2 separate regions of the Homo sapiens genome follow, and region 1 is linked to region 2. Evidence: chromatin contacts called from ENCODE Hi-C or POLR2A ChIA-PET data. All regions are on one chromosome and are shown on one strand. The core of a region is the stretch at or near the end of the contact, and the rest is flanking DNA. Distances in the headings are between cores, read along the strand shown.

What was found. Hi-C counts contacts between places; a loop is a spot of excess contacts on that map. ChIA-PET counts read pairs that join two places held with the same protein, here RNA polymerase II (POLR2A). Pooled maps may share reads with other maps.
Region 1: a pooled map shows a loop between it and region 2 (2.3-fold over the local background). The contact joins two enhancer-like sites. A Hi-C loop is called at or near these places in 1 of 50 pooled maps. POLR2A ChIA-PET finds 5 or more read pairs at or near these places in 3 of 52 experiments (MCF 10A, WTC11 and activated B cell).

What each region holds. Positions count from the first base shown.
Region 1 is chr5:151,567,331-151,573,088 of GRCh38, reverse strand. It overlaps FAT2 (FAT atypical cadherin 2), which reads left to right. Exons shown (of 24, transcript NM_001447.3): 2 at 4,138-5,758. The coding sequence starts at 4,158. Among named protein-coding and RNA genes, the nearest start is that of FAT2, 21 kb to the left of the region's middle. RefSeq lists enhancers at 1,208-1,720, 3,617-3,706. Within about 2 kb of position 2,373, at least 4 of the 41 ENCODE cell types and tissues checked have a DNase peak (open chromatin) inside an H3K27ac peak, as active enhancers do.
Region 2 is chr5:151,255,396-151,261,629 of GRCh38, reverse strand. GM2A (ganglioside GM2 activator) reads right to left here. Exons shown (of 4, transcript NM_000405.5): 2 at 1,714-1,875. Among named protein-coding and RNA genes, the nearest start is that of GM2A, 5.3 kb to the right of the region's middle. RefSeq lists an enhancer at 5,241-5,380. Within about 2 kb of position 3,814, at least 12 of the 41 ENCODE cell types and tissues checked have a DNase peak (open chromatin) inside an H3K27ac peak, as active enhancers do.

The DNA.
Region 1 (5,758 bases), core at 1,124-3,623, 310 kb before region 2:
AGAGTTGGTTCATACATATATCCTAAAAGGGTCCATTCATGGCCAGGTAGACACAGAACTAATGTACCCACACAATTATTCAAAAAATTGACTACTGAGTATGCATGTGTGCCCTCTTGTAAATGTGCACATTCACTCAGATGCAGGTCTCTTTCTGGGCCTGAGGAGCCAAGGAGCATGAGGCCCCACCCCAGACAAGTGCCTGCTCGCAGCTTCCCGGAACAGTCTGTGGCTAGGCCAGCAAGCTTAGACTCGACCAGAGACCAGTGGCTTCCTGCTGTGTTGGGGCACAGGCTGGACCTTCTCCAGAGGCTTCAGCGGACCCCACCCTCAACCCAGCCCAGGCTTTGATTCTGCCTTGGCATTAAAATCTAATAACGAATATGTCTTGAGTTTTGTCTACATACCAGGCACTGTGCTGAGTACATTAACGTGCACGATCTTATGTAGTCTCCATAAAACCCTATGAATATGAATGCAGTACTCTTAAGAGCCCTCTCTCACAGATGAAAAAGCTGAGGTTCAGGAATATTGAGTAACTTTCTAAGGTTGAACAGGTAGCAAGTGGTAGAGCTGTGATTTGAAATCAAACAGTCAGATTCATAAGTGACCACAGCTCTTTCCAGAAGCACAGTCAGGAGGAAAGAACCTGGCTCTAATTCTCACCCTGTGACTTTGGGCAAGTCTCTTTCTTTCTTTGGGACTTTATTTTCCAGCTTCCAAAAGGAAGGAATGATCATGAAAGGCTCTTTCAGCGTTCATTCTGTCATTGTGTTTCCTAAGTCTAGATTCTTCCATTTCTCAACTAGTATTGATTGAGCCTGGTTCTATACCAGGCACTGTTCTAGGCACTAGGGAATTCATCTGTGAATAAGATACACAGAGCTCCTCTCTTCATGGAGTCCAAGAAGACAGTCATTAAACAAATAAACAAGAAAATATTGGGTAGTGATATATGTCATGAAGAAAATAGGGCAAAGTGATAAAGAGGGGAATTGACAGGAAGTCTACTCCAAACAGGAGCTCAGGAGGTGACATTTAAGCTGAAAACTGAATGACAAGAAGGAATTATTCATGTGAGAATCTTAAGGGAAGCAGTAAGTGCAAAGGCCCCGAGGCAGGTCTGGGTTTTGTGTGGCTGCAGCTTGTGAACTGGAGAAGTAGCATGGGCCCAGGAGGTGCAGAGCCTTCTAGGCCAGGGCAAGGAGTTTCTATTTTAATCTAAGTGCTATGGGAAGCCACTGGAAAGTGTTAAGCAGGGAAGTCATATGAATTGATGTACGTTTACACAAGATGTTTTAAAATAGTGGTCCCTGGGTGTTGTGAACTAGGAAGGTAGTACAAGGAGCCTAACATGCTTCTGCGCCCTGCAAGCTTGTTCACTCATCTAAACCTGGGGCCAGGAAACAGCTGTGCAGACACTGTTCCCTCCCTCAGCAAACTACTCCCCAGGTGTGCAGGTCCTACAGCCTGGGCAGGTCATGGGCACCAAGCCACCATCCAAGGGTGCATTCTCTCTGCATTTTATCCTCCTCCAGGGAGATCCCTCCCCTTCCCCTTCCCTACAGCTCATCTTAACGGCGCCTGCATTGCAAGGCACCGGTGCAGCCATCGAGCAGAGTATCTTGCTGGGGCCTGCCCAACACGGGTGCTGACCTGGTGAACAGGAAGCTCTCCACACAGCAGGGCAGGCAGGGCTGGGAGGCTGCGTGCACCCTGGGCTCACAGAGCTGTGGAGCCAGTGGACCTGGGACTGGGGTGAGGACTCACTTTCCCTTGGGGTTTCAACTTCAAAAGCAATGCCATCCTGCATGGGTTGGGGGCTGAATGACTCAGGCGTCCCCTTCTGCTTGTGGGGGCTGGGTCAGGGGTAGGGTGAGTGTGGCTTTTGCCTGGGGCTGGCCCCACTATGGGCTGCAGCTCTAAGCATGGAAGGACAGTAGTGGGCAGGCAGGGCGGGAAACGTACAGCAGCTCTTTCTGCCACTAACTTTCAGACCTCGAATGAAGAATCTGCCACCTTCCTGCCCTCTCTTTTCTGAGGTGCCTAAGCTTAGGGCACCACCAACAGAATCTCAGGAGTTGGGAGGCGGGTGGTAGGGAAGCTCGAAGGGTGGGACATATTGAAATTATTTTCTGTCACAGGCCTTCAGACCCCGATTTAGGCAGACTTTTCTATTCCTGCCTCTTATCTCGGAATGCTGTCAGCATGATCTTGGGGAACCCTGTGCCCAGTTCACACAGGACTCTGGCAAGACGGGGCTCCAAGCCTCTCCTTCCCCCTTTGCCTTGGAAGTTTAACTCTTCCTTGGCTTTGAAGAGCAAGGCAACTGGAAAATCAGGTCTGGCCAGTTTCATCCAAGAATGCTCCAGCGCATCTGGCTGGCAGCCATGAAGCTCCTAGGAATCAAGGCTCCCAGGGGCAAGCCAGGCATCAGCCTGGTGCACCAGACCTACACATGGCCCTGCCAAACCCTGCCCCGCTCCTCCTGCCCCTTGCCCCATCCTTGGCCCTGGTGAGTCTCACATTTTCACCCAGGCTGGAGTTCGGGGATGGGCTCTGTGGGAAACAGCAAGGGTCTAAGAGAGGCGAAGCATTTATTCATGATCAGTTCAACAAGAACTAACTCCCAGGGACTAGTTCTTACCCGGCCACACACTGTGTGACTTGGAGCTTGACTGATCTCGACTCTGGGGCTCTATTTCCCCATCTATACTCATCTATGATGAAAAGCAGGGACAGAAGCCCATCATCTCTAATGTCCATTTCAACTCAGACATTCCAGGAGCCTGGGAGTTTTCATGTTCCAGGTTACATGATGAGTCAGAGTCATGCCCTGTCTATAAGGGACATGTGGTGAAACAGGTATAAATAGGACTGGGGCAAGGAGGCAACCCTGGTCTGTGCAAGGAGCTCCCACTAGCTATAAGGCCCTGGGCAGCTCCCTTCCTTTTATGAACCTTAGTTTCCTATTATCAATAATGGCTGACATTAAATTAGAACTGACAATAAACTAGGCACTCTGATAAGTCATTTACCTTTATTATTTCACTGAATTTTCACAACAATCCTAAGAGATTGATGATTTTCTTATCCTTATTCTACAGAAGGTGAAATGAAGGCTCATGAGGTTAAATAACTTGCTCTAAAAGTCACCTACCTAGCAAATGACAGAGGCAGGGCTGACAGCCAGGCAGCCTGATGCCACGCCTGGGATCTTGGTCACTTTGCTTTCCTGCAGCCTCTGCATGTGCGGAAACAGCTCAGTTTGGCTAGAGCTCAGCCCCAGTGGAAAGGCCTTGTAGGAAGGAGAGAGAATAGTAGTTTAGAACCAGATAGCTAAACTTGGTTCCTGGCTAAGAGTTGGGACTATCTCACCATCGCCCAAGGAGTCACAGAAAGTTTTTGGGAAAAAAGAGTAAGAGTTCAGGACTGTGTTCTAGCTGCTGAGTGTCTTTGAGAGAGCATTTTGAACTAGTCTGCTATTCTTCAGCCACGGGGTTTCTCAACCATGGCACTATTGACATTGGGGCTGGATAATTCTGTTGCAGGGCTGATATGGTTTGGCTGTGTTCCCACCCAAATCTCATCTTGAATTGTGGCTCCCATAATCCCCCTGTATCATGGGAGGGATCCAGTGGGAGGTAATTGAATCATGGGGGTGTGTTTTTCTCATGCTGTTCTCGTGATAGTGAATAAGTCTCATGAGATCTGATGGTTTTACAAAGGGGAGTTCCCCTGCCTACGCGCTCTTGCCTGCTGCCAAGTAAGATATGACTTTGCTTTTCCTTTGCCTTCTGCCATGATTATGGGGCCTCCCCAGTCATGTGGAACGGTGAGTCCATTAAACCTCATTCCTTTATAAATTACCCAGTCTCAGGTATGTCTTTATTCTCAGTGTGAGAACTGACTCACACAAAGGCACTGTCCTATGCATTGTAGGTTGTTTAGCAGTATCCCCAGCCTCTACCTGCCAGATGCCATTAGCACCACCACTCCCAAGCTGGGTCAGCCAAAAGTATCTTCAGACATTGCCAAGTGTCCCTTGAGGGTCAAAATCACCTCCAGTTAAGAATCACAGCAGTAGAAACCATTTTTTCCCCCTAACTTGCACCCTGTCTTTTATTTTCTGCCCAGGGTTTCGGGAGTTTTCCACCATGACTATTGCCCTGCTGGGTTTTGCCATATTCTTGCTCCATTGTGCGACCTGTGAGAAGCCTCTAGAAGGGATTCTCTCCTCCTCTGCTTGGCACTTCACACACTCCCATTACAATGCCACCATCTATGAAAATTCTTCTCCCAAGACCTATGTGGAGAGCTTCGAGAAAATGGGCATCTACCTCGCGGAGCCACAGTGGGCAGTGAGGTACCGGATCATCTCTGGGGATGTGGCCAATGTATTTAAAACTGAGGAGTATGTGGTGGGCAACTTCTGCTTCCTAAGAATAAGGACAAAGAGCAGCAACACAGCTCTTCTGAACAGAGAGGTGCGAGACAGCTACACCCTCATCATCCAAGCCACAGAGAAGACCTTGGAGTTGGAAGCTTTGACCCGTGTGGTGGTCCACATCCTGGACCAGAATGACCTGAAGCCTCTCTTCTCTCCACCTTCGTACAGAGTCACCATCTCTGAGGACATGCCCCTGAAGAGCCCCATCTGCAAGGTGACTGCCACAGATGCTGATCTAGGCCAGAATGCTGAGTTCTATTATGCCTTTAACACAAGGTCAGAGATGTTTGCCATCCATCCCACCAGCGGTGTGGTCACTGTGGCTGGGAAGCTTAACGTCACCTGGCGAGGAAAGCATGAGCTCCAGGTGCTAGCTGTGGACCGCATGCGGAAAATCTCTGAGGGCAATGGGTTTGGCAGCCTGGCTGCACTTGTGGTTCATGTGGAGCCTGCCCTCAGGAAGCCCCCAGCCATTGCTTCGGTGGTGGTGACTCCACCAGACAGCAATGATGGTACCACCTATGCCACTGTACTGGTCGATGCAAATAGCTCAGGAGCTGAAGTGGAGTCAGTGGAAGTTGTTGGTGGTGACCCTGGAAAGCACTTCAAAGCCATCAAGTCTTATGCCCGGAGCAATGAGTTCAGTTTGGTGTCTGTCAAAGACATCAACTGGATGGAGTACCTTCATGGGTTCAACCTCAGCCTCCAGGCCAGGAGTGGGAGCGGCCCTTATTTTTATTCCCAGATCAGGGGCTTTCACCTACCACCTTCCAAACTGTCTTCCCTCAAATTCGAGAAGGCTGTTTACAGAGTGCAGCTTAGTGAGTTTTCCCCTCCTGGCAGCCGCGTGGTGATGGTGAGAGTCACCCCAGCCTTCCCCAACCTGCAGTATGTTCTAAAGCCATCTTCAGAGAATGTAGGATTTAAACTTAATGCTCGAACTGGGTTGATCACCACCACAAAGCTCATGGACTTCCACGACAGAGCCCACTATCAGCTACACATCAGAACCTCACCGGGCCAGGCCTCCACCGTGGTGGTCATTGACATTGTGGACTGCAACAACCATGCCCCCCTCTTCAACAGGTCTTCCTATGATGGTACCTTGGATGAGAACATCCCTCCAGGCACCAGTGTTTTGGCTGTGACTGCCACTGACCGGGATCATGGGGAAAATGGATATGTCACCTATTCCATTGCTGGACCAAAAGCTTTGCCATTTTCTATTGACCCCTACCTGGGGATCATCTCCACCTCCAAACCCATGGACTATGAACTCATGAAAAGAATTTATACCTTCCGGGTAAG
Region 2 (6,234 bases), core at 2,565-5,064:
CCATCTCTACTAAAAATACAAAAATTAGTGGGGCGCAATGGCAGGTGCCTGTAATCCCAGCACTTTGGGAGGCTGAGACAGGAGAATCGCTTGAACCCGGGAAGTGGAGGTTGCAGGGAGCTGAGATTGCGCTACTGCACTCCAGCCTAGGCAACAGAGTAAGAACCTGTCTCAAAACAAACAAATAAACAAACAAACAAATAAAAACTACCCTGGAAACAAACTAAATGTTCAACAATAGACTTGTTATATAAATTATGAAAGATCCACATCAGAATATTTCTGCCATTAAAAATGATTGGGTGGGCTGAGCAAGGTGGCTCACGCCTATAATCCCAACATTTTGAGAGTCTGAGGCAGGAGGATTGCTTGAACTCAGGAGTTTGAGACCAGCCTGGGCAACACAGGGAGGCTCCGTCTCCATAAAAAATAAAAAAATTAGGTAAGCATGGTGACATGAACCTGTGGTCCCAGCTACTCAGGAGGCTGAGGTGGGAGGATCCCTTAAGCCCAGGAGGTCAAGGCTGCAGTAAGCCATGATCACACTACTGCACTCCAGCCTGAGCAACAGAGTGACACACTGTCTCTAAAATTACAATACATTAAAATAATAAAATAATGATTGGATAAAAAAAAATTGAATAAGTAGAGCCACCTAATCCTTGGAAAGATATGGACATATAGTATGAGGCAAAAAAAATAGCAAGTATAATAGCACATATCATATAATCCCATGAGTATAAGTGTGTATATATTTACAAACACATAAAAATTCTGATGGGATATATAAAGAGCAAACACTGACTATCTCTAGGATTTAGATTACTGGAGGACATTTACAATGAGCACTGCCTATTATCATACATATCCATTAAAAATAAATATGTGTGTTATGTATGTAATTGTATGGGGGAAAGTTGCAAAGAATATCCTATAAGATGTTAAAAGTGCTTATCCCTTATCACTAGGTAGTGAGATTTCAAGTGATTTATTTTATTTATTTATTTATTTTGGGACAGAGTTTCACTCTGTCACCCAGGCTGGAGTGCAGTGGTGCGATCCTGGCTTTCTGCAACCTCTGCCTCTTGGGTTCCAGCAATTCTCCTACCTCAGCCTCCTGAGTAGCTAGGATTACAGGCACATGCCACCACGCCCAGCTAATTTTTGTACTTTTAGTAGAGATGGGGTTTCACTATGTTGGCCAGGCTGGTCTCAAACTCCTGACCTCAAAAGATCCACCCACCTCAGCCTCCCAAAGTGTTGGGATTACAGGCATGAGCCACCACACCTGGCCTATTTTATTTATTTTTTGACCACTTGTGTTTTCTAAAGTGACTATATATTACTGGCTAATTGGTATATCAATTTTATAATTAACAACAAAACCAAATTGGCCAACCAGAGCTGTCAGACAATAATGAGCAGTTGGCCACCAGGCCCAGAGAAGGCCAGGACGCTTCTGCCAGGTGCAAGGTATCCGTCACTCCTGCCCTCACCAGGAAGTTGCTGGCGCTGACATCAGAGATTCCTTTCAATCTTATGATCCTGAGATTCCATGAACCTGTGAAAGAGTGTCTGAATCTACATGTCCTGTACTATTCTCTGGGAATCCAGGATTCTGAAATTCTTCACAGTTCCCCAAGCATACATGCCCCAGTACCCCTGCTGGCCAGACCCTCGCACCTCCCCTTCTCCACCCACCCCCAGGCTCACCTTCAGAGGAGAACTCAGGGGGACACTGGTGCTGCCCATGACACTGAGGGTCACATTTCCAGGAACGATGATGGGGTCAGGCTCCAGAGTCAGGCTTCTGATCACCGCAGGGTCCTTCCCTTCATCACAGTTATCCCAGGAAAAGCTACTGAGCTGGGATGGCTGGGGACAATCAGGCAGCAAGGAAGGAGAAGAAGAAAAAGGTTGACAAAAGAAACTATCACAGATCACAGGAAAAATGAGCTCCTGGCAGAGTGACCTTGGGTGAGGCACCCCCGTCCCTGAGCCTCATCTATGAGACTCCATACCTATGAAGCTGGGATAACACTTATCCTACTCATTTTATAGGCAGGACTAAACTAAAAGACTCAAAAGACATAATCTCCCAAAAGTGTATTGTAAACTATAAGGCAGGATATGATAGACCTGGAACTTCCAAACAGGAGACTGACCTAATTGGCCTTTGGTGGGCACCTTCTCTGACTTCCCACCTCCCTGCTGCCCACTCCTCTCCAGCCAGCCTTGGAATCCCAGCAGAGGGCAAGCTCCTGGAGGATTCACCTCTGCAGCCCACACCCAGGACCTTGTTCATGTCACACCCCGTGCCCAACCCAGAGCCAGGAACAATGGGAAACACAAAACACAATGGGAAATCTAACAGCATCTGAAATCCCACTCTCAAGGGGCAGGTGATTAACTCAGAAAGGAATAGGACACTCATGAAAAGATCCCCAGTGGATCACTTGCTGATGAATAATCCCCAGTGGACTTCCCCAGTCCTAACCAGTGTCTTCTTCCCATCCCTCTTCTCATGCCACATGCCCACTTGGATCACTCACCACCCCTGTGCTGAGCTGCTCCTGTTCCTCCTCCACATCCCCCAGGTCTCCTGATTCCACCACCACTACATCTGCATGTGACTGCATGTGACCACCACTCCGCACTCCAACAGACCCTGTCTGATGATCTTGAACACCTCCCACACTGTGAAGACTCTCTGCCCACCCACTCTCACCTCTCCCAGCCCCCTGGAGGCCACCTATGAGAGACTGTTGGCATGCCCTCCATCCACACCCTGTCTCAGAGAGAAAACCTGCCAGTCCCACACCCCCAAGCTGATGCCCACCTTCAACACTCCCATCACTGACTCTTTCAAGAGGGATCACCTAACCCCAGCTAGGCTGACAGATTCTCTCTGCCCAATTTTGGAATTAAGGTATAAAAGGCTGGGGATATGGGGGTTTTGTGCTGTCACTGGATCCTAAGTTTTGGGTTGAGGCCAGACCATCTAGATCTGTGATCCATGACCAAGCAGAAGTTAGGGCTAAGGGCTAAGGGCTCTGTTGGTCTGTGGAAAAGGGAACAGATCAAGTCCCACTTCCCTATCTATAAAAGCAGTATGGAGTAGCAGTGAAGGGCATGGCTTTGGAGAGACATGGGTGAATGACAGCTTTAGCCAAACAGCCCTGGGTGGAAATCATAGCTCTGCCACACTTACCATGTGATTTTATAGGCCAGTTTCCCCTTTGGAGTCTAAATTTCCACATCTTTTAACTGGAGGCATTTCTACCTTCCTCTCCAGGATGTTGCAAGGGCGAGAGCGTGTATGTAAAGCTCATAACCCAATGCCAGGCACAACACGGGAGCCGGCTCACTAAAGGAGCCATTAGCGTCCTAGCCTCCGCTTCCTGCCGGCAGCTCCATGGGATGTCTTGCAGCTCTGTAATAAACTTCCCCTTTACCTGAGCTTTTAGGAATGGGTTCCTACCCCTTGGAATGAAAGGTCATGTCATGACTAAGAAAGGCAGGACAGGATAGTTGCCACTAAATGTTTCCTTCAACATTCATTCCACAAATATTTATGGAGCAATGATGATAGGCCCTGGGCTAAGTGCTGTGGCAAGAGTGGTAAACAATCAGACCTGGCTCCTGCCCTGCCTTGAGGAGCTTACCGTCTAATGCAAATAAATATCACCCACTATGATTTGTGAGTGCCACAAAGGAAAAGAGCAGAAGGTAATGCTGACAGCAACAAAGGACTCACTTACATAGGGTGGTGGGGAAGTGATACTTAAGCCGGGCTCTTGCAGGATGCGGAGTCAGACATGTAAGTGCAGGCCGAGGGAACTCAGGCAAAGGCCCCGAGGCACAAAGAAGCTTGGCTGCTCCAGGCACTGGGAGAAGGCCATGGGCTAAATGTAGTAGATGAGGGACCCAGATGAGGTTGGAGGGGTAGCAGGGTCATTTAATGCAGGACCCCACAAGCTATAATCGGGAGGTTGCATTTACTATAGGGGCAGTGGAACCCCACTGAAGGACAGTACTACACTGTGATTTGTGGTTGTGAACAGACTGAAAGTGGTCAAGGGAAAGATTGCCTGGAATTAAGAGTCAGGCTGGAGGGCAACATAGGAGCAGGACTAGTTTTCTGGGTGGGGCTGTTTTCATAGATTCTAAGGCAGCCTGATCCACACAGAGAATTGATTCTGGGCTGGGGGTGGGGGTAGGGTATCCAGAGTACCTACCGGAGAAGAATCCCTTCCCCTCTCCTAAGCTCTTCTTTCCCCAGGCCCTGGGGGAGACGTAACAAGATGGCTTCCTGAGGGTAATGCCCGGCTAGCTGTCTCTGTAGTGACAAATTCTGCTGCTGAGTCCAGGCTCATCAGGGAAGGGAGGTGTAATGGATTAGCAGTGCCCACCAAGGCCAGGCTGGTCACCAGATATCTGCCATTCCAGCCTAGGCCAACTAGTGGGAAGGGGTGGTACAAGACGGAGGGGAAAGGCACAGCTCTGGAGGCAGAGATATGGGTACTACAGGTATGAGTTAAAACCCAGCTCAGCCAGTCTTACTAGCTAAGACCATGGGTAAGTTAACCCCCTAGGGGTTCAAAATTTCCTCATTTATTATGTGGACATAATGATATCTTCTCACAGGGCTATTGTGAGGGTAAGATGTTTGTATACAGAAAGCACAGGGCACAACTCCTCAAGACTGCCAAGCTCATGAATAAACAAGGAAAGACTAAGAAGCTGTCATAGGCTGGAGGAGAGGGGGGACTACAATTATATGTGTCATGACAACAATGGCAGTGCAGTACCCTGGATTGGATCCTGGCTCAGAAAGAGGGCATTAATGGGAAAACTGGTGAAATCCAAATAAAGTCTAGAATTCAGTTAACAGTAATGTACTAATGTTGGTTTCTTAGTGTTGGAGATATGTACATATAAGATGCTAACAGGGAAAACTGAGTCAGGAGTATATAGAAACTCTATATTATCTCTGTAACTTTTCTTTTTTTTTTTTTTTTCTTGAGACAGAGTCTCACTCTGTCATCCAGGCTGGAGTGCAGCAGCGTGATCTCAGCTCACTGCAACCTCTGCCTCCTAGGTTCAAGTGATTTCTCCTGCCTCAGCCTCCCAAGTAGCTGGGACTACAGGTGTACGCCACCATGCCTGGCTAATTTTTGTATTTTTAGTATGGACAGGGTTTCACCATGTTGGCCAGGTTCAGGTTGGTCTCAAACTCCTGGCCTCAAGTGATTTGCCTGCCTTGGTCTCCCACAGTGCTGGATTATAGGGGTGAACCACCACGCCCTGCTGCAACTATTCTATAAACCTAAAATTATTCCAAATTTTTTTTTAGGAAAAAAGCACATAGCCCAGTACATAGCACATAGTATGGGTACAACAAATGACAGCCACTATACAGCACTATAGAGTCTATTAAGCACCTACTATATGACTAGCATGGGGCTAGATATCCTCCCCTGTTATCTAACACCCATCACAGCCTGTAGTCACAAGATCAGTTATGCTAGAAGAGGAACTGAAATTCAGGTTTCCTGATGTTCATTCACTGTCACCCCCCACCCCCATCTTTATCTGGCCCAGGGACTCAAGGTCAGGGCTCTGAATCACATGAGCCCCAAGAAGATGTAGGTGCTGTGTGATTTTGAGTGACCTTTATAATGTCTCAGGGCCTCTTCAAAACTGCCAATCTAAGACCTAGTCTGAGATGGCATCCATACCCACAGCATATACAACAAGTTTGTAGGGTGAGCTAGCAGCCTCTAGCCAGACTCCACCTCATAGCGGCCAGCCCTGGAGCCAAGAGAAGCATTCTCAGCCAACATTCAGGAACAAGGTATAAATTCTCCAGGCAAATGAAGTCAAAAGGTCCACGTTCCTTCATTCAACAAGCAAAACAGACTTTCTGCCTCGGGGGCAGAGTGAGGCCAAGCCCACAGATTTATATGGCTTTATTTGTTTCTGATTTTAGAAATTTTCCATCAATGAATGCATTTCCCTTCACCGACAACTCCCCGAGATGCACGTTGGCACCATCACACCCATCTTACAGATGAGGAGAACAAGACTCAGGAAATCCATGGATTGAGACAGGGGAATGATCAGAAGCCAAGCCTCCCTGCTTTCAGTATCACCCGCTTTCCCCTACACAGCACTGTTCCTCACTCTCAAACACTTCCAAGATGGTAGAAGGGAGGGGATCAGGGTTGGACC